Regions from separate parts of the Homo sapiens genome. Here all the other regions are linked to region 2. The links are chromatin loops, found by intact Hi-C in ENCODE. Cell type or tissue: natural killer cell. All regions are shown on one strand. Each heading gives the region's core, and the rest is flanking DNA. Links, peaks and the distances in the headings are about the cores only.

The links. A loop is a pair of places that touch in the nucleus more often than their neighbours do. Peaks named below come from ENCODE experiments on the same cell type or tissue, not always from the same donor. Only the 100,000 strongest peaks of a DNase experiment are listed, where the experiment ranks them.
Region 1: it touches region 2 in a loop (4-fold over the local background); 11 of 110 quality-filtered maps call a loop at or near these places.
Region 3: it touches region 2 in a loop (3-fold over the local background); 5 of 110 quality-filtered maps call a loop at or near these places.
Region 4: it touches region 2 in a loop (4-fold over the local background); 55 of 110 quality-filtered maps call a loop at or near these places.

Annotation. Positions count from the first base shown.
Region 1 is chr19:17,182,232-17,187,991 of GRCh38, reverse strand. MYO9B (myosin IXB) reads right to left here. Exons shown (of 40, transcript NM_004145.4): 16 at 4,124-4,163; 17 at 3,005-3,127; 18 at 1,991-2,071; 19 at 1-57. Among named protein-coding and RNA genes, the nearest start is that of USE1, 30 kb to the left of the region's middle. RefSeq lists an enhancer at 3,477-3,686. In natural killer cell, for the core only: no CTCF peak of the experiment used is centred there; DNase peaks (open chromatin) are centred at 3,371, 3,991, 4,461 and 4,591; H3K4me3 peaks cover 1,043 bases; H3K27ac peaks cover 2,371 bases.
Region 2 is chr19:17,122,846-17,128,605 of GRCh38, reverse strand. All of the region lies in intron 2 of MYO9B (myosin IXB), which reads right to left. Among named protein-coding and RNA genes, the nearest start is that of SNORA118, 33 kb to the right of the region's middle. RefSeq lists enhancers at 2,052-2,491, 2,602-2,991. In natural killer cell, for the core only: no CTCF peak of the experiment used is centred there; DNase peaks (open chromatin) are centred at 2,055, 2,675 and 3,075; H3K4me3 peaks cover 1,389 bases; H3K27ac peaks cover 3,081 bases.
Region 3 is chr19:17,224,076-17,229,835 of GRCh38, reverse strand. It overlaps OCEL1 (occludin/ELL domain containing 1), which reads right to left and starts at 3,610. Exons shown (of 6, transcript NM_024578.3): 1 at 3,520-3,610; 2 at 2,967-3,143; 3 at 2,637-2,842; 4 at 1,831-1,996; 5 at 1,527-1,580; 6 at 617-1,033. The coding sequence starts at 3,588. The coding sequence ends at 911. RefSeq lists enhancers at 2,342-3,015, 3,016-3,690 and silencers at 3,214-3,263, 3,284-3,403, 3,634-3,723. In natural killer cell, for the core only: no CTCF peak of the experiment used is centred there; DNase peaks (open chromatin) are centred at 3,325, 3,635, 4,208 and 4,837; H3K4me3 peaks cover 1,726 bases; H3K27ac peaks cover 1,420 bases.
Region 4 is chr19:17,062,859-17,067,858 of GRCh38, reverse strand. All of the region lies in intron 3 of HAUS8 (HAUS augmin like complex subunit 8), which reads left to right. Among named protein-coding and RNA genes, the nearest start is that of HAUS8, 10 kb to the left of the region's middle. In natural killer cell, for the core only: a CTCF peak has its summit at 252 (motif pointing left); DNase peaks (open chromatin) are centred at 218 and 2,668; H3K27ac peaks cover 280 bases.

The DNA of each region.
Region 1 (5,760 bases), core at 361-5,360, 59 kb before region 2:
CATGCCGGTGTAGCGCAGCTGCTGCAGGACCAGCTCGTCGTCAAAGCACAGCTCTTTCTGAAATGGGAATGCGAGACATCAGGCAGGTGGCCTTGACCTGACAGGATGCCCAAGTCTGTTGCTGGCTCAGGCCTGGGAACTGTGAGATGAGGGCACTTCCCCATGCGACCACTGCCTCTTGGGATGCCGAACACAGACATGGTCAGGGTGCACACGTGGGTGCTGGCTAGCCGACCTGGGAGTGTTCTACGGCACGGCAGCCAGGAGCACCTGGACAAGGGGTCCGTCCTTGCTCCAGACACTCTTTCTGGAATGAGGCCAAGATGGGAGGATCAGTTGAGGCCAGGAGTTCGAGACCAGCCTGGGCAACATAGTGAGACTCCATCTCTAGTCATTTAAATTTATTTTTTAAAAAAAAAAGAAAGAAAAAAGAAAAGAAAAAAAAAAAGAACCCAAATGCAAATCTGTTCTGGGCTTGTTCTCTGTGGCAGGCACTGGGGTAAGTGCTGGGAATTCGGTGGAGAGGAGAGCTTGGTCTGGGGGCAGGAGCCACACACAGGTGATGGGGCGGACAAAGCCCAGTGTTCCGGGCCTGTTCTCTGCCAGGCACTGGGGTAAGTGCTGGGGATTCGGTGGAGAGGAGAGCTTGGTCTGGGGTCAGGAGTCACACACAGGTGATGGGGCGGACAAAGCCCAGCACCCCATGGGAGGTGTCCCAGGAGAGAGGAGATGCTGGGCTGTGTCCTGAGGAGGGAACAGGCAGAGAACAGCTGGGTGGAGGCCCACAGGAGAAGGAAGAAGCCAAGGGTCTGATGGGGACACAGGGAGATGCTTCCTGCCAGGGGAGAGAAGAGGCTGGAAATGCAGCTGCCTCAGTGGGCTTTAAGCCTGGAGCTTAGGGGTCTGGACTTCACTCTGGTGGGCAGTAAGGGATAAGGCATGGTGTTGCTATAAAGACAAACGGTGCTGGGCGCGGTGGCTTACGCTTGTAATCCCAGCACTTTGGGAGGCTGAAATGGGTGGATCACTTGAAGTCAGGAGTTCAAGACCAGCCTGGCCAACATGGTGAAACCCCGTCTCTACTAAAAATACAAAAATTAGCTTGGCGTGGTGGGCACCTGTAATCCCAGCTATTTGGGAGGGTGAGCCAGGAGGATGGCTTGAACCTGGGAGGTCGAGGCTGCAGTGAGCCGAGATCGCACCACTGTACTCCAGCCTGGGTGACAGAGGGAGATTCTGTCTCAAAAACAAACAAACAAAAACAAACAAAGGCAAACGGGAAAGAATGAGGAGGGTTGTCATGACTGGGGGTGGATGTGGAGGCCAGGGATGCTGCCACCCTCCAGTGCACAAAATGGGTTTTATCACAGAGAATCATCTGCTGGCACAGCCCACGAGCAGAGAAGGTGCACTACGGAGCATCTCCCCAGGTACAGTTGGCGGGAGGTTCCTGCCTGGCTGTGTGCTCACATTTGTCTGGGAGCCCACACTCCTGCTCAGTCCCTGGCAAAGTCCCCGAGCTGTCCTCCCAGGGATGGAGTGGACCTCTGGGGTAAAGGAAGCCTGTGCCAGTGCTGAGCCTGGAGCCCCTGCTGGTGGTCCCACGGGGGCTCCAAGGGTCTCTCTAGAAACTTGTAATGTGAGCAGCGGGCTGTGTGTGCCTCTGAGACTCTGCTATGTAATCTCAGCCTCTGCCTTCTGGTAGACTCCTTGCACCGGCTACTCTTTGGGATGTATCTGAAAAGCACCCCTGACCTGTCGCTCCCTAATCAAACCTTCTCTGGGCCTCTCCATGTTCCAGATGATGTCCCTGCTCTTAAATGGCCACTTGGACCATCCTCACTGCTAATTCTCCATCCCCGGCTGCCTCTGGATGGACTGCTGCACCGTCCCCCATACTGCGTGGAGGCTGGGGCTGGATGCAGGGACACCGACACCCCTAAGAGTCCGGCATGGGCCTTCTCCTCCCAAACACCTTAGAGAAACTCACCTTTTCAGCATTGGAACGGATGCAGCGGATAAAGAAGGGCTCCGCCTTCCCCAGTGCCTCCAAGAGCTTGTTAAGGGATGTCTGTTAAGGGAAAGAGAAAGCATTTGGGTTGAATCAGGGACCCTGACAGCCGCTGTTCTGTGGGAGCAGACCTGGGACACTCTAGCATCAGTGTGGGGTGGATGGGGTCTGCACAGATGTGGGTCCCTGGTGGTGGGACACAGGAGGTTCCAGCTGGACGTTCTGACCCAAGCCTGCGCTATCCCTGGAAACCCTCGAGGGAGTTATGTGGTCCCCATGGTCCCAGGGCCACCAGTGCTTGTTTTTGCCTCAGGTGGAAGGCTGGGGCTGGGGAGGACCAGACAAACGCTTTCTGGAGATTTGAAACATGTGTCAACCTCAGAAGGGACCACGGATGTAGTGTTTTTTTTGTTTTGTTTTGTTTTTTTTTTTTTGAGACGCAGTCTTGCTCTTGTTGCCCAAGCTGGAGTGCAATGGCGTGATCTTGGCTCACTACAGCCTCCGCCTCCCAGGTTCAAGCAATTCTCCTGCCTCAGCCTCCCAAGGAGCTGAGATTACAGGTGCCCACCATGCCCAGCTAATTTTTGTATCTTTTTTTTTTTTTTTTGAGATGGAGTCTTGCTCTGTCGCCCAGGCTGGAGTGCAGTGGCGCCATCTCGGCTCACTGCAAGCTCCGCCTCCCGGGTTCATGCCATTCTCTTGCCTCAGCCTCCCGAGTAGCTGGGACTACAGGCACCCGCCACTACGCCCGGCTAATTTTTGTATTTTTAGTAGAGGTGGGGTTTCACCGTGTTAGCAAGGATGGTCTCAATCTCCTGACCTCGTGATCCGCCCGCCTCGGCCTCCCAAAGTGCTGGGATTACAGGCTTGAGCCACCGCGCCCGGCCAATTTTTGTATTTTTACTAGAGACGGGCTGTGCTCGGTGTCGGGTGAAGCTACACAAGCCTGAGGCTGAGCTGACCGCCACCTTCTGCCTCTCCTGCTCCACCTACCTGGAACTGGGCGCTGATGCTTGGTGGCTTTTTCTTCTTGTGCAGGTGCAGTAGGGACTTGGTGGTGCGGTCGTGCAGAGTCATGCTGATGATGAGTTTCAGGGACTTGGAGTCCAGTAGGTTCTAGGACAGACACATGGGGTCCGGCCTGCCCTCCCACAGCCCACACGGGCACGGGGAGGCATCACAGGTGTCCCCGAAGCCAGGGCAGAACAGCGTCCCCGCAGCGAGTGCCCGGGCAGCAGCTCTTAGGTTTGGTCTCAGGACCACACTATTGATGTGGGCCCAGTGGAATGAGGTGGGTTTGCACCTTGCACACAGCGCTGGTTCCGGGAGGGCTGATGACAGCCTCTTTCACAGCCTGAGTGGCTGCCCCATTTCCTCTTCCTCTGGGTTAGAGAGGAAGCCAGTGCTACTGAACCTGGCCGTCCCTCTCCTCTGCATAGCTCCTACAGTTTACATTACTTGAGTCAAGAAGGGCCAGGTCCTTTCTGTGCCATCCGCATGAGCTCATCGGACAGGCCACCATCATGTGTCAGCCAGTTCTATCAGCTGACAAGAGGAATTAGCCCTCTCCCATCTGCTAACTAGACTGCAAGGCTATTCTTACTCTTCTTGCAAATTTCTTAAATTGCTGCACTTGTATGTGGAAACGAGACAGAGCGCTTGGGAGGTTCTCTGTCCTGTCTGGAAGCAGCCCAGTAGCCAGGGACTGAAGATGGGGGTGTTAAACGGAAGGGTCCCATTACGTTGGGGCAGGATGAGCTCTGTGGTGCTATGAACCCACTAGAGCTCCCCATGGGACCAGGCTGAGGCCAGACTTCAGCTATGCTTACGCCCCTAGCTTCCTCCCTCACCCCTTCTCTCTGCCTTCTCACGTAAGCCCTCTTCCATAAGCCGCTGTGTGTGCAAATACCCCATCTCAGACCCTGCTTCTGGGAAACCCATAAAGAGACAGCTCTAAATCATCTCAACACGAGAACATTTTTTTTTTCTTGGAGGGAGGGGGAGATAGTGGGAAGGAGGAGGAAATGAAGTTGCAGAAGTGAAAGCTCTCAAGACGGGCAGAGAAGCAAGATATCTTGGAACGTGTCGCGCGGGGTGTGTTTTTTTTTTTACCTTTGGAATGATCTGCTTTTGTTTGATACCTTTACTTTTCCTGTCAAAATATTAAAAATGGTTTTGTGAACAAAAGGAACACAGTGTCGGGATTTGGGTTAGTTCAGCAAGCCACGCCTGGCGGGTTAGACTGAGAGACACAGAGAGAGGGGAGAGAGTGAGAAGGCGCAAGTGCAACAAGGCCACCGCCACCTCTCCACGCTGCACACCGTGGCGTGCCTCAGCCACTGTCTGTGGACACCAGTTTCCCTGGGTTGGCGGCACCCGGACTCTGCTGGTGGCTGCCCCAAAGCTGAGTAAAGTGTTTAGTCTGGGGGCCATTCGGATGTCTGAGAAGTAGGAGGGGCTGGCTAGGAATCTACAGGGTGGGACGTGCATCCAGCGGGGCTTGCTATGGAGGAACTGACATATCCCCCAGATCACAGCAGGATGCCGAGTGGGGCGGAGGGAGCCTGAGCAGTCCTGGTGGTGACCAGGTGACCAGGCTGTCTTTGCCATGTGCTGGTAGATGCCAAGCAGGCCCACAGAGGCCCTTCTGGAACCCTCTGCTGGCAGGGCAGGGACTTGCCCTGCAAAATAACCAAAATGGGGCCTGGGTGGGAGCTCCTTTCAGGATCATGCTGGTGGGAAAGAAGAAAACCAAAGCTGGCCAGGCGCAGTGGCTCACGCCTGTAATCCCAGCACTTTGGGAGGCTGAGGTGAGCGGATCACCTGAGGTCAGGAGTTCAAGGCCAGCCTGGCCAACATGGTGAAACCCTGTCTCTACTAAAAATACAAAAATTAGCCAGGTGTGGTGGCGGGTGCCTGTAATCCCAGCTACTCAAGAGACTGAGGCAGGAGAACTGCTTCAACCCAGGAGGCGGAGGTTGCAGTGAGCCGAGATCGTGCCACTGCACTCCAACCTGGGTGACAGAGAGAGACTCTGTCTCAAAACCCCCCCCAAAACCCAAAGCTGCTCTTTTGGCCGAGGTAAGGAAGGGGATAGCTCCTGTGTTCTCAGACACCTTATGGAATCTTGCAGACCAAGGGGGAAAATAAATAAATAAGTAAATATATTTATTTATTCAAAAGGCCTGGTGCCTTTTGAAGACCGGCTAAGGAGATGGTAACTTGTAGATCTGTGAGATGCCTAGCCATCCGTGGTTGCATTCAGTTTCACCTGAATCCCTGTGGGGTAAAATAAGGCACAACAAGGACAAAAGTTTGAGGCCGAGGTGGGCGGATCATTTGAGGTCAGGAGTTCAAGACCAGCCTGGCCAACATGGTGAAACCCCATCTCTACTAAAAACAGAAAAAAATTAGTCGGGTGTGGTGGTGCACACCTGTAATCCCAGCTACTTGGGAGGCTGAGGCAGGAGAATCACTTGAACCCGGGAGGTGGAGGTTGCAGTGAGCCAAGATTGAGCCACTGCACTCCAGCCTGGCGACAGAGTGAGACTCTGCCTCAAAAAAAAAAGGAACAGAAGTTTTAAACAGGCTCCCACTGGGTGCGGTGGCTCATGCCTGTAATCCCAGTGCTTTGAGAGGCTGAGGCAGGAAGATCGCTTGAGCCCAGGAGTTTGAGACCAGCCTGACAGCCTGGGCTATAACATAGCAAGATTCCACCTCTACAAACAATAAAATTAGACAGGTGTGGT
Region 2 (5,760 bases), core at 339-5,338:
CACATCCCAAGGCTGTGCCAGGCCCTCATGGACACAGGAGCCCTATGGGCAGTGCCCTGTCCCAGGACGCCTGAGGGACCGGGGGGTTCTGCTCTGCCAGGTCTGCCAAGCAAACAGCCATGGGGCAGCCACTGGGAGCTGGGGCTGTGCTTCACGGAAATGCCAGGGAAATAAACCCCCAGGTCCTCATGGGGCTGCAGGCTATTTCTTTTAGTGAGACAAGGTCTTGCTTTGTCACCCAGGCTAGAGTACAGTGGTGTGATCCTAGCTCACTGCAGCCTCAAACTCCTGGGCTTAAGCGATCCTCCCGCCTCAGACTCTCAAGTAGCTGGGACCACCGGCGCATACCACTGTGCCTTGCTAAATTTAAAAAAAAAAATTTTTTTTTTTCAGTATAGATAGGGTCTTGCTATGTTGCCCAGGGTGGCCTTGAACTCCTGGGCTCAAGTGATTCTCCTGCCTCGGCCTCCCAAAAAGCTGGGATTACAGGCTTGAGCCACCATGACTAGCCAGGTTGCAGGCTACTTCTGCTGAGACACTTTGCAAGATTCAGTGGATCCTGGTGGCCAGGGGGAGGGTTGGAGGTTCAAGGCTACTGCTGGGCAATTTGGGCAAATTAGTTCACGGCTCTTGGATTTCAGATTTCTCTCCTGTAAGGTAAGGTTTTGGAAAAATCTCTGCCTTAGCAGATGGAGGATTAAGCGGGATTTTCTGTGTGAATCAGGGGCCAGTAAACTTGTTCTGCGAAGGGGCAGGTGGTGAATATTTTTGGCTCCATCTGCTGTCACCGCTCAGCTCTGCCAATGTGGCAGGAAAGCGGTCACAGACAAACAGGTAGGGGCATGGGTGTGGCCACATGGAGGACACCCTCCTGGTACCAGTGATCTCTACCGGGGGTCTGCAAAGTGTGGCCAGCCACCTATTACTGTACAGCCTACGTTCTAGGGACAGTTTTCACATTTTAAAAATGCTTAGGGGGCTGGGTATGGTGGCTCACACATATAATCCCAGCATTTTGGGAGGCCAAGGAGGGCGGATCACTTGAGGTCAGGAGTTCATGACCAGCCTGGCCAACATGGTGAAACTCCGTCTCTACCAAAATACAAAAGAAATTAGCCGGGTGTGGTGGTGGGCACCTGTAGTCCTAGCTACTCGGGAGGCTGAGGCAGGAGAATCGCTTGAACCTGGGAGGCGAAGGTTGCAGTGAGCCAAGATTGCGCCACTGCACTCCAGCCTGGGCGACAGGGCAAGATTCCAACTGGAAAAAAAAAATGCTTAGGGGAGAAAAAAAGTCAAAAAATTGGCCGGGCATGGTGGATCATGCCTGTAATTCCAGCACTTTGGAAGGCCGAGGGGGGTGGGTCACAAGTTTGAGACCAGCCTGGCCAACATGGTGAAACCCCATCTCTACCAAACTACAAATGAAATTAGCCGGGCGTGGTGGTGTGCACCTGTAGTCCCAGTTACTTGGGAGGCTGTGGCAGGAGAATCGCTTGAACCTGGGAGGCAAAGGTTGCAGTGATCCAAGATTGTGCCACTGCACTCCAGCCTGGGCGACAGAGTGAGACTCCATCTGAAAAAAAAAAAAAAAATGCTTAGGGGAGAAAAAATGTCAAAAGATCGGGTGGGTGTGGTGGCTCATGCCTGTAATTCCAGCACTTTGGAAGGCCGGGGGTGGGGGGTGGGGGTGGGGGTGGGGGTGGATCACAAGGTCAGGAGTTCGAGACCAGCCTGGCCAATATGGTGAAACCCCGTCTCTATTAAAAGCACAAAAATTAGCCGGGCATGGTGGTGGGCGCCTGTAGTCCCAGCTACTTGGGAGGCTGAGGCAGGAAATCGCTTGAACCCGGGAGGAGGAGGCTGCAGTGAGCTGAGATCGCACCACTGCATTCCAGCCTGGGCAACAGGGCGAGACTCCGTCTCAAAAAAAAAAAAAAAGAAAAAAAAAAGTCAAAAGATCTCTTGATGGCTGAAATTGATGTGAAATTCAATTTTCAGCAGCAGCAAATGACGTTTTCCTGGCACACAGCCACATCGGTCTGGGTCTGGCTTAAGGCTGCATTTGAGTTACAATAGCAGAGTCAAGCCATTCTGACAGAGACTGGGTGGCCCCTAGGATCTGTGTGAAATACAGACTGTCTGGTTTTCGTGAGAAAAGAGTGGCCAGGGGCCGCTGTTCTGGATCCTCTGTTAAATGGGGTTTTCCGGGGATCCCCGACATGGTTCCAGCAGGATGGGTCGGCAGGAGGTGAGTGTCACCCTGGGTGACTGGTCTCCCGAGGCCATGGTGGGGACGTGGAGGAGCAGGCCTGGGAAGCACCCAGGACAAAATGGGTCCACAGGGTCACGTGCCCAAGGAGGGCTGGGTGAGAAGAGACTCCCTGGGAGCTGGGAGCAGAGGGGGCGGAGGCCAGCAGGCAGGGCTGGAGGCGAGGAAATGAGAAGTTTAGCTGATGCTTTCAACAGAGCTCAGAGCTGTGGTGAAGGCGGGGCCGAGGGAATGAGGAGGTTAGTGGGGGCCATGTCGGGGATGATGCCAGCCAGGCACAAGGAAGACCCTGCGAAGGGGGTGGGTGTCATGGAGGTGAGGAGGCAGCTATGTGGTGCAAGACAGGACTCCCCACACCCCCAAGCCCAAGCCTGCACAGGAGGCAGCTGCAGGCTCAGTTGGCCTGCGGATGTGGGGGCAGGAAGTGGAAGAGTCACCCCAACCTCATGGCTCCCCTATTCGCAGAGGAGGAAGTGGAGGCTCTCCAGGGCCCCTAGCCTAGCTGCTGCCGGGTTCTGTTCTTTTCTGGTTGCTCAAGGGGTTTGGGGCACCCCGGCAGGCTCTCGATAGCTGGTTGCTGGTCAGATGGACGGACGGCAGGGATGTACAGAGAGCTGAGTGCTCCCAACGCCGTATGTCCCAGTTCACAAGAGACACCAACTGTCAGCCACAGACGCAGATGGCATTACAGCAAACACTGAAACGCAGCAAGGACTCCCAGGGCTAGGACGTGGCCCTTTAAGGACAGACTCCTACCATGAGCTAAAGTCTCACAGCAAACCCTACAGGGGTGGGGTAGGGGAAGCCTTAAATAACAACAAAAACCTAAGTGTGAAACAAGTTACTGAAATCTTACATATGTCACTAAATTTGGGTTTAGGTTATCACGAAACCACGTACTAGGTCACAGAAAGAATACAGAACAAACCAGGCTTTGATGGGGGAAGGTCCTGTTTGGTTCTCAAGGCTGTGAAAACATCTGAAGAATTTATCATATTTCCCCTAGGGCTCATCTTACCCTTTTTTTGGGGGGGGGGGGATGGGGTTTTACTCTGTTGCCCAGGCTAGTGTGCAGTGGCATGATCTTGGCTCACTGCAACCTCTGCCTTCCAGGCTCAAGTGATTCTCCACCCTCAGCCCTCCAAGTAGCTGGGACCACAGGCATGTGCCACCACGCCCGGCTAAGTTTTTGTATTTTTGGTAGAGATGGGGTTTCATTATGTTGCCCAGGCTGGTCTCGAACTCCTAAGCTCAACTGATCTGCCCACCTTGGTCTCCCAAAGTGCTGGGATTACAGGTGTGAGCCACCGCAGCTGGCCTCATCTTGCCCATTTGATGCCCAAATCATTCTCTTTGGGGGTTACTTTGTTCTTTTTTCTCAGCTTGAGATAGGACATGAATTCATTTACTTCCGTTCTTTCCTATTTGTGGATCTAATGGGTGTTCAGCTATGTGGTGTCCTCCTACCATCACTTTAAATATAGCCCATGGATTCTGATAACATACGGGTGTTTGTCACTGATTTTTAGAAAACCTGCAATTTTGGTCTGTTTGTACCTTTTTTTTTTTTTTTTTTTGAGACAGAGTCTCACTCTGTTGCCCAGGCTGGAGTGCAGTGGCGCGATCTCGGCTCACTGCAACCTCTGCCTCCCAGATTTGAGCAATTCTCTTGCCTCAGCCTCCTGAGTAGCTGGGATTACAGGTGCCCGGCTAATTTTTGTATTTTTAGTAGAGACGGGGTTTTGCCATGTTGGCCAGGCTGAGCTCGAACTCCTGACCTCAGGTGATCTGCCCGCCTTGGCCTCCCAAAGTGCTGGGATTACAGGCATGAGCCCCCACGCCCAGCTGTGTTTGTATCTCTTCATCTAAGAGTTGCTCAATATAAGTTTACTTTAAAAAAAAGTTCCACGAAGTTTTATTGCATTGTTAGAGTGTCACTTGTAATTGTTCTACTCTGGGAAGTTCTAAATGCTTTCTCTTTACCTGACATAGGAATGATTTTTATTTGTAGAGATGGGGTCTTGCTATGTTGCCCAGGCTGGTCCTGAACTCTTGGGCTCAAGTGATCCTCCTACCTCAGCCTCCTCAACAGCTGGGATTACAAGTGTGTACCACCACACCTGACTCTGATATAGAAATGATTTTTGAGTCCAGGTGTGGTGGCTCACACCAGTAATCCTAGCACTTTGGGAGGCCAAGGTGGAAGGATTGCTTGAGGCCACAAGTTGGAGACCACCCTGGGCAACATAGTGAGACCCCGTCTCTACAAACAATACAAAAATTAGCCAGACTTGATGGTGGTAAGTGCCTGTAATCCTAGCTGCTTGGGAGGCTGAGGTGGGAGGATCACTTGAGCCCACGAGATTGAGGCTGCAGTAAGCCAAGACTGCACCACTGAACTCCAGCCTGGGTGACAAAGTGAGACCCTGTCTCAAAAAAGAAAAATGATTTTTTGAGAATGTTCCATGTATGTGTAAGGAGGTTTATTCTCTTAAGAGTTCACGATATGGCCACAATGTCTGCCTTAAGCATGTGGTTTGGGCGTCTTAACATCCTTGCCTATTTTCTATCTACTCAACCAAGCTGTGTGTGTGTTTCTCCTTGTATCTTTTAGAATTTTTACTTTGTGGCCAGGTGTGGTGGCTCATGCCTGTAATCCCAGTACTTTGGGAGGCTGTGACAGACGGATCACCTGAGTTCAAGACCCGTCTCTACTAAAAATACAAAAATTAGCCAGGTGTGATGGCGTGCGCCTGTAATCCCAGCTATTTCAGAGGTTGAGGCAGGAGAATCGCCTGAACCAGGGAGGTGGAGGTTGCAGTGAGCTGAGATCATGCCACCGCACTCCAGCCTGGGTGACAAGAGTGAAACTCCATCACACACACACACACACACACACACACACACACACAAATTTCTACTGTATAAAGGCAGTGGCTATGTTGTTTGGTGCATAGATATTCACAAGTGTTATACCTTTATTGCAAAGTGAGGCTTTTGGCATCATAACCAATCTTTGCCACATGTAATGTGCAGAGGCCTGAACTATGTCCGAATTGCAGCTCTGCTATCTCCCGTTTCTCACTGCCTGGTACACCTGTGCTTGCTTTCCCCTTTGTTTTTAACTTCCTGAAGCCCTTTGATTTAGGTGTGTCTTGTGTATAAAGCAAGGAACAGAACTTGCTTTATATACTTGCAAGCCAAGCTGAAAATCCTTTCATTTTATTTACTTATTTATTATTTATTTACTGAGACAGGATCTTGCTCTGTCCCCCAGGCTGGAGAGCAGTGGTGTGATCGTAGCTCACTTCAGCCTCCAATTCCTGGGTCCTGCGGCCCTCCCACCTCAACCTCTTGAGTAGCACCACCTTGCACCACCACGCCTGTTTAATTTTTTAATTATTGTAGAGACAGGGTTTTGCTTTGTTGTATAGGCTGGTCTTGAACTCCTGGCTTCAAGTGAGCTTCCTGCCTTGGCCTCCCAAAGTGTT
Region 3 (5,760 bases), core at 419-5,418, 100 kb before region 2:
GGTCTTCCTGGTTGCTTCTTGCCCCTGTGGCTCCCTTGGGAGACTGAAACTCAGAGGACAGCTTCTGGTCTGCTGTTACATGGCTCCCACAGGGAGACTGGCCCCACCTGTGCCCCACCCATCACAGCTAGGGCCTGGGATGGGTCAGACACTGGAAGAGCCTCCCCCTAGGCCATGCATATGGACCGTGCCCACACACTGGGGTCAGTTGCTGTCCTGAAGTGCCCAGGGAGACACAGAGAGTGAAGAATCCAGCTGGACGTGGTGGCTCATGCCTGTAACCCCAGCACTTTTGGAGGCTGAGGTGGGCGGATCACTTGAGGTCAGGAGTTCCAGTCCAGCCTGGCCAACATGGTGAAACCCCGTCTCTACTAAAAATATGAAAATTAGTTGGGCATGGTGGCAGGTGTCTGTAATCCCAGCTACTTGGGAGGCTGAGGCAGGAGAATCACTTGAACCGGGGAGGCGGAGGTTGCAGTGAGCCAAGATCGTGCCACTGCACTCCAGCCTGGGCGACAGAGTGAGACACAGTCTCAAACAAAAACAAAAACAAAAAACAACTTTTTGTGTGTGTGACAACTGAGTGAAATCAGAAGTGTTAAGTAATTATACTCAGTAGGTGTCTAATACATGTTTATTTCACTGGGATGGAGAGCAGGCCCTACTTCCAGGGAACAGGTTGAGATCTGGAGTCCCTGTAGGGTCAGAGCTAGAGGACCCAGAGGAGGAAGTCCTGGAAGGCCTTCCTGGAGGAGGGGCTGTCAGAGCTGAGTCCAAACTGAAGAGGCATTTGCAATCCAGGAGAAAGCGACCCCTGGTAGGGGGAGCTGCAAGAGGAAAAGCTGAGAGATACCAAGAAATGCAAGGGACCTGCATCCCCATGCATCCCTCTGCCCATCTGCAGGGGCACTTAGAAGTACACGGAGCCCTCGCTGTCTCCTTGGTCATCGAATTTCTGGATCTGAGTCTTGAGATGCCTCAGTTTACCCTTCAGGTAGTGGCAGCGAGCCTGCTTGTCCAGGAAGCCAGGATCCTAGGCAGGGCGAGACCCGGAAGTCTTTGCAGCAGTCTGCCCTGTGGCCTTCAAGCTGCTTAACTCTCTGCCTTTCATTCTCCGAGCCTCAATTTTCTCTCCTTGAAACTGGGCACAGGCGACCGGGTGAGCCGGGCAAGGTGGCTCATGCCTGTAATCCCAGCAGTCTGGGAGGCCGAGGTGGGCGGATCACTTGAGGTCAGGAGTTCGAGACCAGCCTGGCCAACATGGTGAAACCCCATCTCTACTACAAATACAAAAATTTGCCAGGCACGGTGGTGGGCGCCTGTGATCCCAGCTGAGGCAGGAGAACCGCTTGAACCCGGGACGCTGAGGTTGCAGTGAGCTGAGATCATACCACTGCACTCCCGCCTGGGTGACAGAGCGAGATTCTGTCTCAAAAGAAAGAAAAAAAAAAGAAACTGGGCACAGGCACCCCAGCCTCACAGAAGTCTCAGGGGTGCAAGACCAAGCTGTGGGATGCAAGACTCACCATTCGCTTCATCTCAAACTCCCTCCAAACCCGGGCTGCAACTTGGGCCTCCTTCTGCAAGGGGAGGAGTAGAAAGGGGGTTTAGGGAGAGTTGAATTCAAGAAGGGATGAAGAAACTGAGGCTCAGACAGACTAAATGCCCATCTAGTGGGGACTTCAAGGGCTGACCTTAGCCATGTGTCACGGCGCCCAGCCAACCGAGAGGAGAAAGAGTCCTGGAAATCTGGACCCAGTGGGTGTCCCAGAGGCTTGGGTCGGGCCACTCAGAAGGGCTGCGGGGCAGGGCTTTCTCCCTAGTGCTGACCTGGCTTTGGGGTGGGGGCAGGGAGCTCAGCAGGGCCTCCAGCTGCCTGAGCTTTGCCTGTGCACACCCCACCTCGTGCTGGAGCTCCAAGAACTCTCCGTACTGGTCCTGGAACACTGCGACATAGCGGCTCCGTTCCCTCTCACTGCTCACTGGCGGGTACTTACTACCAGGTTGAAGAGGGTCAGAGTGTGAGTGTAAAGAACCCCACTCTTTCCCCCAGTCAGTGTAATTTGCTTTTCTTTGTCCATGCTGGGCCCCTACTAGAAACGTTCCTTTTCTCTCCCTCTTTTAATTTATTTATTATTATTTTTTGAGATAGAGTCTTGCTCTGTTGTCCAGGCTGGAGTGCAGTGTAGCGATCTCAGCTCACTGCAACCTCCACCTCCCGGGTTCAAGCAATTCTCCCACCTCAGCCTCTTCAGTAGCTGGGATTACAGGCATGCGCCACTATATCCAGCTAATTTTTGTGTTTTTAGTAGAGACGGGGTTTCACAATGTTGGCCGGGCTGGTCTCGAACTCCTGACCTCAGGTGATCCGCCTGCCTCAGCCTCCCAAAGTGCTGGGATTACAGGCATGAGCCACCGCGCCTCGCCTATTTATTTATTTATTTTCGGAGACGGGATCTCACTGTGTTGCCCAGGCTGGAGTGCAGTGGCTTATTCACAGGGACAATCCCACTACTGATCAGCAAGGGATCCTTTCCTTTCTACTCTTTGGTAAACTCTTATTCAACTATCAAAGCCCCAGCCTCAGTGCCCCTCTCCTGATCCCAGGCATGAAGAATCACATGGGGGACACTCACAGCTCATAGTCGGGCACTGGGTGGGGCCTAGGCTTATGCCCCTTAGGGATGGCTCCAATAGGCTTCTTGGCGCCCAGGAGGGCCTGGGAGAGCAACTCATCCTCAAACACAATCTTCTTGGTCTTTGCCTTGTGGGGTCCCGGCTGGGGCTGGCACGGAGGGCGGGGGGCGCTGGTTTTGAGGCCTCGGGGCGCCAGTCCCTGCAGCTGCCACAGGAATCGTGGTCTGGAGTTAAATCGGGGTGTCGGGAAACCGGAGTCCCTCAAACTGGAGGGGCTAAATCTTTTGCCTAGAGGCCCGGCCTGGGGACCCCCTCCCGGTCAGGCTCACCGGGGGCCCAGGCCCAGGCGGGTGAGTATGCAGGTGCCCCCGGGAGCCGCGAGTCTTTGGGGGCTCCCGGGTGGGCATCGGCCTCCGGGAGAAGCAGCTCAGGGGTTTCCGGGCTGATGGGCGGGTCCTGCGGGGGGCGTCGTGTCCCGCGCGCGGCGGGGGTGGTCTGCGGGCGGCCTGTGGGTGGACACGCGGAGAGGACACGCCTGACGACGCGCACGGAGAAAGGACGCGCGGGCAGCTCGGCCGAAGAGCGGCCAACTCTCACCCCGCGGGAGCAGAGTTCCCCAGAACGACCGCTATTTGCATAGACGCACGCGATTGGTCCGCAGCGACGTCCAGACCCCGCCCACGACTGCGCAACCCAAATAAGCGCTATGTAAATGAACTCTGACGTCGCCGCGCAGCCTGGGACCGGCTCGAGTTAACCCCCGCGCTGCCGGAGCCTCGACCTCCAGGGCGCGCAGAGCCCACAGACGACCGCGCCCGAGGAGCTCCTCGGGACCTCCGCCCCACCTGCAAGGCCGTCCGGCTCGCTACCGCCCCGGGTCACCTGTCCCAGCGTCTGGAGCTCCGAGCCTGGATCTGCTGTCGGAGAGGCACTTCCGTCCGGGTTGTGCATTTACTGCAGGATGGACCCGACTGGCGGGGTCGCTCAGCAGGGCTGGGGGCGGGGTCTGACGAAAGGGGGCTGGGCCTGACGGCCTGGGGGCGGGGCTGACCTGGCTGGGCGTGGCCACACACCTTCGAAACATGGTCGACTCCGACCTCGACCCTCAAGTTTGTCTGAAAAAACGGGATGGTTTTGCAAATTTAAACTTATTTATTTTTTTCAGCAATTATATGAAAAAAATTTTTTAACAAGAGTCTCACTTGCCCAGGCTGGAATGCAGTGGCGTGATCTCGGCTCACTGCAGCCTCCGCCTCCCGGGTTCAAGCGGTTCTCCTGCCTCCGGCTCCCGAGTAGCTGGGACTACATGCGCACACTTCCACGCCCAGCTAATTTTTTGCTGTTGTTGTTGTTTGTATTTTTAGTAGAGACGGGGTTTCGCCACATTGGCCAGGCTGGTCTCAAACTTCTGACGTCAAGTGATCCGTCCGCCTCGGCCTCCCAAAGTGCTGGGATTACAGGTGTGAGCCACCGCGCCCGCCCGGAGTTTCGTCATTTTAGCCAGGCTGGTCTTGAACAGCTTCCGGGACTCAAGCAATCCGCTTGCCTCGGCCTCCCAAAGTGCTGGGTTACAGGCGTGAGCCACCGCACCCGCCCCTTTCTTTCTTTTTCTTTTATTTCTTTTAAGGGCGAGCAGGTGGTGTTAGATGGCATCTTTACTGAACAGTACTGTTCCTGGCAGAGCAGAGCTAACTTATAGACAGTGTGCCCCAAATCGGCCTTTTATATATATATATATAGAGAGAGAGAGAGAGAGAGGCTGTGTTGCCCAGGCTGGAGGGCATGATCATGGCTCACTGTGGCCTCGACCTCCTTCCTAGCCTCAATTGATCCTTCCACCTCAGCCTCCCAAATAGCTGGAACCACAGGTGACACAACGCCTCCCTAATTTTTGTGTTTTTTGTAGAGACGGGATCTCGCCGCGTTGCTCAGGCTGGTCTTGAACTCCCGAGTTCCAGCAATCCACCCGCCTCAGCCTCCCACAGTGCTGGGATTACAGGTGTGATCCCATAATCGTGCTTGGCATTTTTTTTTTTTTTTTTTTTTTTTTTTTTTGAGAGGAAATGTCCTTATGGGTCCAGGCTGTTTTCCAACTCCTGGACTCAAGCGATCCTCCTGCCTCAGCCTCCTGTCTGGGATGTGTGTATTTTACATTTGGAACATACTGCCAAGTTACTCCTTAGTGAGATTGTACCATTTATGCTCCAAGAGATACAGGGGTTTTCCCACAACCTTGGCGGCACTGGCATGATAACGGATTCCCTCACCTGTACTTTCTTTTCTTTTTTTTTTTTTTTTGAGACGGAGTCTCGCTCTGTCTCCTAGGCTGGAGTACAGTGGCGCGATCTCGGCTCACTGCAAGCTCCGCCTCCAGGGTTCAAACCATTCTCCTGCCTCAGCCTCCTGAGTAGCTGGGACTACAGGCGCCCACCACCACGCCCGGCTAATTTTTTCTATTTTTTAGTAGAGACGAGGTTTCACCGTGTTAGCCAGGATGGTCTCGATCTCCTGACCTCGTGATCCGCCTGCCTCGGCCTCCCAGCGTGCTGGGATTACAGGCGTGAGCCACAGCGCTGGCCCCTCACCTGTACTTTCAAAGTTGAAAATATTGCCTACTAAGGCTAGGCGCGGTGGCTCACGCCTGTAATCCTAACACTTTGAGAGGCCGAGGCGGGCGGATCACAAGGTCAGGAGTTCGAGACCAGCCTGGCCAACATAGTGAAACCCCGTCTCTACTAAAAATATAAAAAATTAGCCAGGTGTGACGGCGGGCGCCTGTAATCCCAGCTACTTGGGAGGCTGAGGCAGGAGAATCGCTTGAACCCGGGAGGCAGAGGTTGCAGTGAGCCAAGATTGCGCCAGTGCACTCCAGCCTGGATGACAGTTGAGAGACTGTCTCAAAAAAAAGGAAATATTGCCTAGTGTATGAGTGAAAAAATTTAGAGACTATTTCTCTATTTCGTAATTCTTTTCCTGTTATATCCTGCAAATGTTTTTTCTTGTTGATTTTTAGAAGTTCTTCAAATGTCAGCCGGGCAAGGTGGCTTATGCCTGTAATCCCAGCACTCTGGGAGGCCGAGGTGGGTGGACCACTTGAGGTCAGGAGTTCAAGACCAGCCTGGC
Region 4 (5,000 bases), core at 1-5,000, 60 kb after region 2:
GTTGGATTCTTCCCTCTGCTTTCCAAATCTTGGTTTATGATAAAATTAAGTCAAATTCCCACTGCCTGTCTTCCACTCTGGGTGGCTGGTGGGTTCTCGACCCTGTGACTTAAGATTCGGCTTGAGAAAAGAGGATACCTTTGCACAAACAGATACTCTTCTCAGAGCAGTTTTCAACAAAGGGTCACAGTCTTCCACGCTCCAAATTTTCATGTTGTTGCCAAGACTTGGTTACAGCGCCCCCGTGTGTCTGCGTGCTGTAACATTTTAGCCCTTTAGATCTTTTCTGTTTTTCCCCCCATTTTAAAAATCAGGGTGTCATTTACATGGAGTCAGCATCCCCCTTTTCAGCATAGGGTCTTGCCTGTTTTGACAGACATAGACAGTCATGGAACCGCCTCTATAATCAAGCTACAGAACGAGTCATCCCTAAATCCCCTTGTGCTCTGATAGGACCAGCCCCTCTCCCACCCCCAGGCAACCACAGATTGGCTTTCTGAATCTGCATTTTTGCCTTTTTTAGAAGGTCATATCTGTGGCATCACAGTTTGTAGCCCTTGCCTCTGACTCCTGACACTTAGCAGAGTGCCTTTCAAGTTCCTCTGTGTTGCATGTATTGCATGTAGGTGCTTCCTTCCTTTTTTTTTTTTTTTTGAGATGGAGTCTCGCTCTGTTGCCCAGGCTGGAGTGCAGTAGTGCGATCTCGGCTCACTGCAACCTCCGCCTTCTGGATTCAAGCCATTCTCCTTCCTCAGCCTCCCGAGTAGCTGGGATTACAGGTGTGTGCCACCCCACCTGGCTAATTTTTGTATTTTTAGTAGAGACAGGGTTTCAGCATGTTGGCCAGGCTGGTCTCGAACTCCTGGCCTCAAATGATCCACCTGCCTCAGCCTCCCAAAATGCTGGGATTACAGGCATGAGCCGCCATGCCCGGCCTGGTTCCTTCTTATGGCCGAATAGTATTCCATCAAGTGGATGGACCACGTTGTGTTCATCTGTTCATTGATTGACAGGCAGTCAGTTGGTTTCCTGTCTTGGTGATTATGAATAAAGCCTCCGTAAACATTCTTGTGTATTTTTCTGTGTAGACGTGGTTTTATTTCTCCCAGGAGGAGGATTGCTGGCTCGTAGAAAAACTCAAACTGTGTTTCCTATTCTCCCACTCAACAACAGTCAACACAGGACTTCTGAGGGTTCCCCCACCAGCAAGCAGCAGCCACCAGCTGGGTATCTTCCAATTCAATTCTGACACACTACCTGGAAATAGCATCAGAACCTATAGGGTGAGGGCTCAGTCTCCAAGACTGCCCCTCTTCTGCCTCTAGAACTTCTGACCAACCAAGTTCAAGTTGGGATTCCCATGACCCCCCTCTTTGGGTTCAGTTAATTTGCAGGAGTGACTCACAGAACTCAAGGAAACACTTAGGTTTACCAGTTTATTATAAAGGATATTATAAAGGATACAGATGGAGCCAAGTGTGGTGGCTCATGCCTGAAATCCCAGCAATTTGGGAGGTCGAAATGGGAGGATTGCTTGAGGCCAGGAGTTCCAAACTAGCATGGGCGAGACCCCGTCTCTGAAATTTTTTTTTTTTCATTAGCCAAGTGGCTGGGCATGGTGACTTAGGCCTGTAATCCCAGCACTTTGGGAGGTCAAGGTGGGAAGATTGCTTGAGCCTGAGTTTGAGGCCAGCCTGGGCAACATAGCAAGACCCTACCTCTACAAAAAAATAAAAATAGCTGTGCGTAGTGGTGAGTGCTTATAGTCCCAGCTACTCGGGAGGCTGAGGCAGGAAGATCATTTGAGCCAAGGAGGTTGAGTCTGCAGTGAGCCACTGCACTCCATCTTGAGTGACAGTGAGATCCTGTCTCTTTTTTTTTTTTTTAGAAGATAAGAGATGTGTAGAGTGAGATATGGGGGGAAGGCGCACAGAGCTTCCATGGCCTGTTCGGGCATACCACCCTTTGGGAATCTCCACGTGTTAGCTATCTGATCTGAAGTCTCTCCAAGCTCTGTGCTTTTTTTTTTTTTTTTGAGATAGAGCCTCGCTCTGTCGCCCAGTCTGGAATGCAGTGGTGCGATCTTGGCTCACTGCAACCTCTGCCTCCCGGGTTCAAGCTATTCTGCCTCAGCCTCTGGAGTAGCTGGGATTACAGGCGCATGCCACCACACCCAGCTAATTTTGTATTTTTAGTAGAGACGGGGTTTCTCCATGTTGGTCAGGCTGGTCTCGAACTCCTGACCTCGTGATCTGCCCACCTCGGCCTCTCAAAGTGCTGGGATTACAGGCATGAGCCACCACGCCCAGCTCCTTTGGGTTTTTATAGAGTCTTCATGACTTAGGCACGATTGAAGCATGGACAGCCCTGTGGAAATGTGATTGGTCAAAAAGGGCATGCTTTAAACCCAGCAAGTCCTGTCTGTTCAGATTCTTCTTGGCCTCTGTTGCGTTTTTTCCTCTGGGGTATGAGGCAGGACCCTCTCTGGCAGGTGAAAGGAGTGTGGGAGGTCAGAGAGATCCTGCTTACTGTAACAAGGGTTTATAGGAGTTACAAGCCATGAGTTGTAGATGAAAACATCTCTATATAATGGTAACAGGAAACTACCTGTTATCCACAGTGGCTGCACCATCTTTATGTTCCCACTAGGCACATAGATGAAAAGTGCAAGTTGTTACTTTCACATTCTAGCCAGTCTTGTGGGTGTGAAGTGATACTTCATTGTGGTTTTCATTTGTGTTTTCATAATAGCCGATGATATTGAGCATCTTTTCATGTGCTTATTTGCCATTCCTGTATCTTTGCGGATGTGTCTGTTGAGATCTTTTGTCCAGTTTTAAATTGAGTTGTTTTCTTGTTACTGAGTTTTGAGGGTGCTTTCTATATTCTGGATACCAGCTCTTTGTGGTGCTTTGCAAATATTTTCTTCTAGTCTGGCTTGTCTTTTCATGCTGTTAAGTGCTTTAATTTAAGAGGCAGTAGTTGACGATTTCGATGAAGCCCATTTGATCACTTTCCCCATTTGTGGATTGTGCTTTTGGAGTCTTATCCAGGATATCTCCACCTAATCCAAGATCACAGATTTTTCTCCTGTTTTCTTGTACGAGTTTTGTAGTTTAGGTTTTACTTTTAAGTCTGTGAGTTAGTTTTTGTGTATGGTGTGATGTTTAAATCAAAGTTCGTTTTTTCATGTATGGGTGTTCAGTTGTTGTAATCCCATTTATTGAAATGATTTTCCTTTTTCCCGTTGTATTCTCTCATCATCTCTGTCAAATACCAGTTGACCATGTATGTGCACATCATGTCTGGGCTCTGTTCTTTTCCATTGTTCTATGTATGCATCCTTATGCTAGTTCCACACTGCTGAGGTTACTGTAGCTTTGCACTAAGTCCTGAGAACAGGTAATGTGAGACCTCTCACTGTGCTTTTCCGAGACTGTTTAGTCTCTTCTCGTTCCTTTGGCTTTCCATAGAGATTTTAGAATTGTCATTTTCTAGCAAAATATCTGCTGGATTTTGATTATATTGAATCCATAAATCAGGGCAAATGCCTTCTTAATAAAAGCGAGTCTTTCAATCCATGAACATGGTATGCTTCTCCATTTATTTAGATCTTCCTGGATTTCCTCCAACATTGTTTTGTAGCTTCCAGATTATAGATCTTACACATATTTTATTTGGTTTATAACTAAGCATTTGGTGTTTAGTGCCATTGTATATGGTACTCTATTTTAATTTCAATCTCCAAACTTGTTCATTGCTACTTCATTGCTAGAAATATGAATTTTTACATATTGATCGTGTGTCCTGCACCCCTGCTGTATTAGAGTTCTCCAGAGAAACAGAACCAATAAGAGAGGCTTATAAAAGGATATGAATATATAAAAGGAGATTTATTTACACGGGATTGGCTCATGTGATTATGGAGGCTGAGAAATCCCAGGATCTGCTGTCTGCAAACTGGAGAGCCAGGAAGGTTGGTGGTTTAGTTCAGTGTGAGTCTGAAGGGCTGAGACCAGGGGAGCCAAAGGTGTAAGTCCCAGTTTGAGGACAGGTCAGGAGATGGGGTAAGATGTCTCAGCTCAACCAGGCAAGCAGGAAGCAAAAGGTATGAATTTCTCCTCCTTCCACTGTTTTGTTGTATTCAGGCCCTCAAGGGATTGGATGGTGCCCATACACACTGGGGAGGGCAGTTTATTGCATCCACCAATTCAAATGCTGATCTCATTAGTAAACACCCTCACAGACACACCCAAAAATGTTCAGTCTGGGGCACCCCATATCCAGTCAAGTTCACACACAAAATTGAAAGAAAACTCTTGTTAAACTTACTAATTTTAATAGCAGTTTTGAAGATGTTCGGGGATTTCCTACATGAAAAATTACGTTTGTAAGAACAGAGTTTTACTTTTCCTTTTCAACCTGTTTGCCTTTTACTTCTTATCTGAGGACCTCCACTGTGATATTGAATGAGAGTGGTGTCTGTGCGTCGTCATGTCGTTGCTCTGGTCTTGCTCTGTCTCCCAGGATGGGGTGCAGTGGTGTGATGGCTCACTGCAGCCTCAAACCCCTGGACCCGAGCGATCCTCCCAACTCAGCCTCCTGAGTAGCTGGGACCACAGGCGGGAGCCACTGCACCTGGCCATTGCTCTTTATAAGATTTTTGTTTTGCTTTTGGTTATTAGAAGGCCAGTGCTCCATGTGTTTCTTTAAAAAAATATTTTTTGACAACATATGTGTAAAAACTTTGTTTCTCCTGATGACCAAAGTTATATGTTCTCTCTGGAAAACTAGCAAATACTTAAATGTGTCTAGAAAAAAATCAGTCACCTGTAATCTACCATGTCAATAATCACCAGCAAACATTTTGGTAGTTTCCTATGTTCTCTGCAAGTGAGCATCTACATTTTGACAAAATTTGTTTGTCCTGTGTATATGAGGTAAGATTTCAAACCTCTTTAAATGTCTCCCCTGCCTCAAAGTAAGAGCAGTTACGAAAC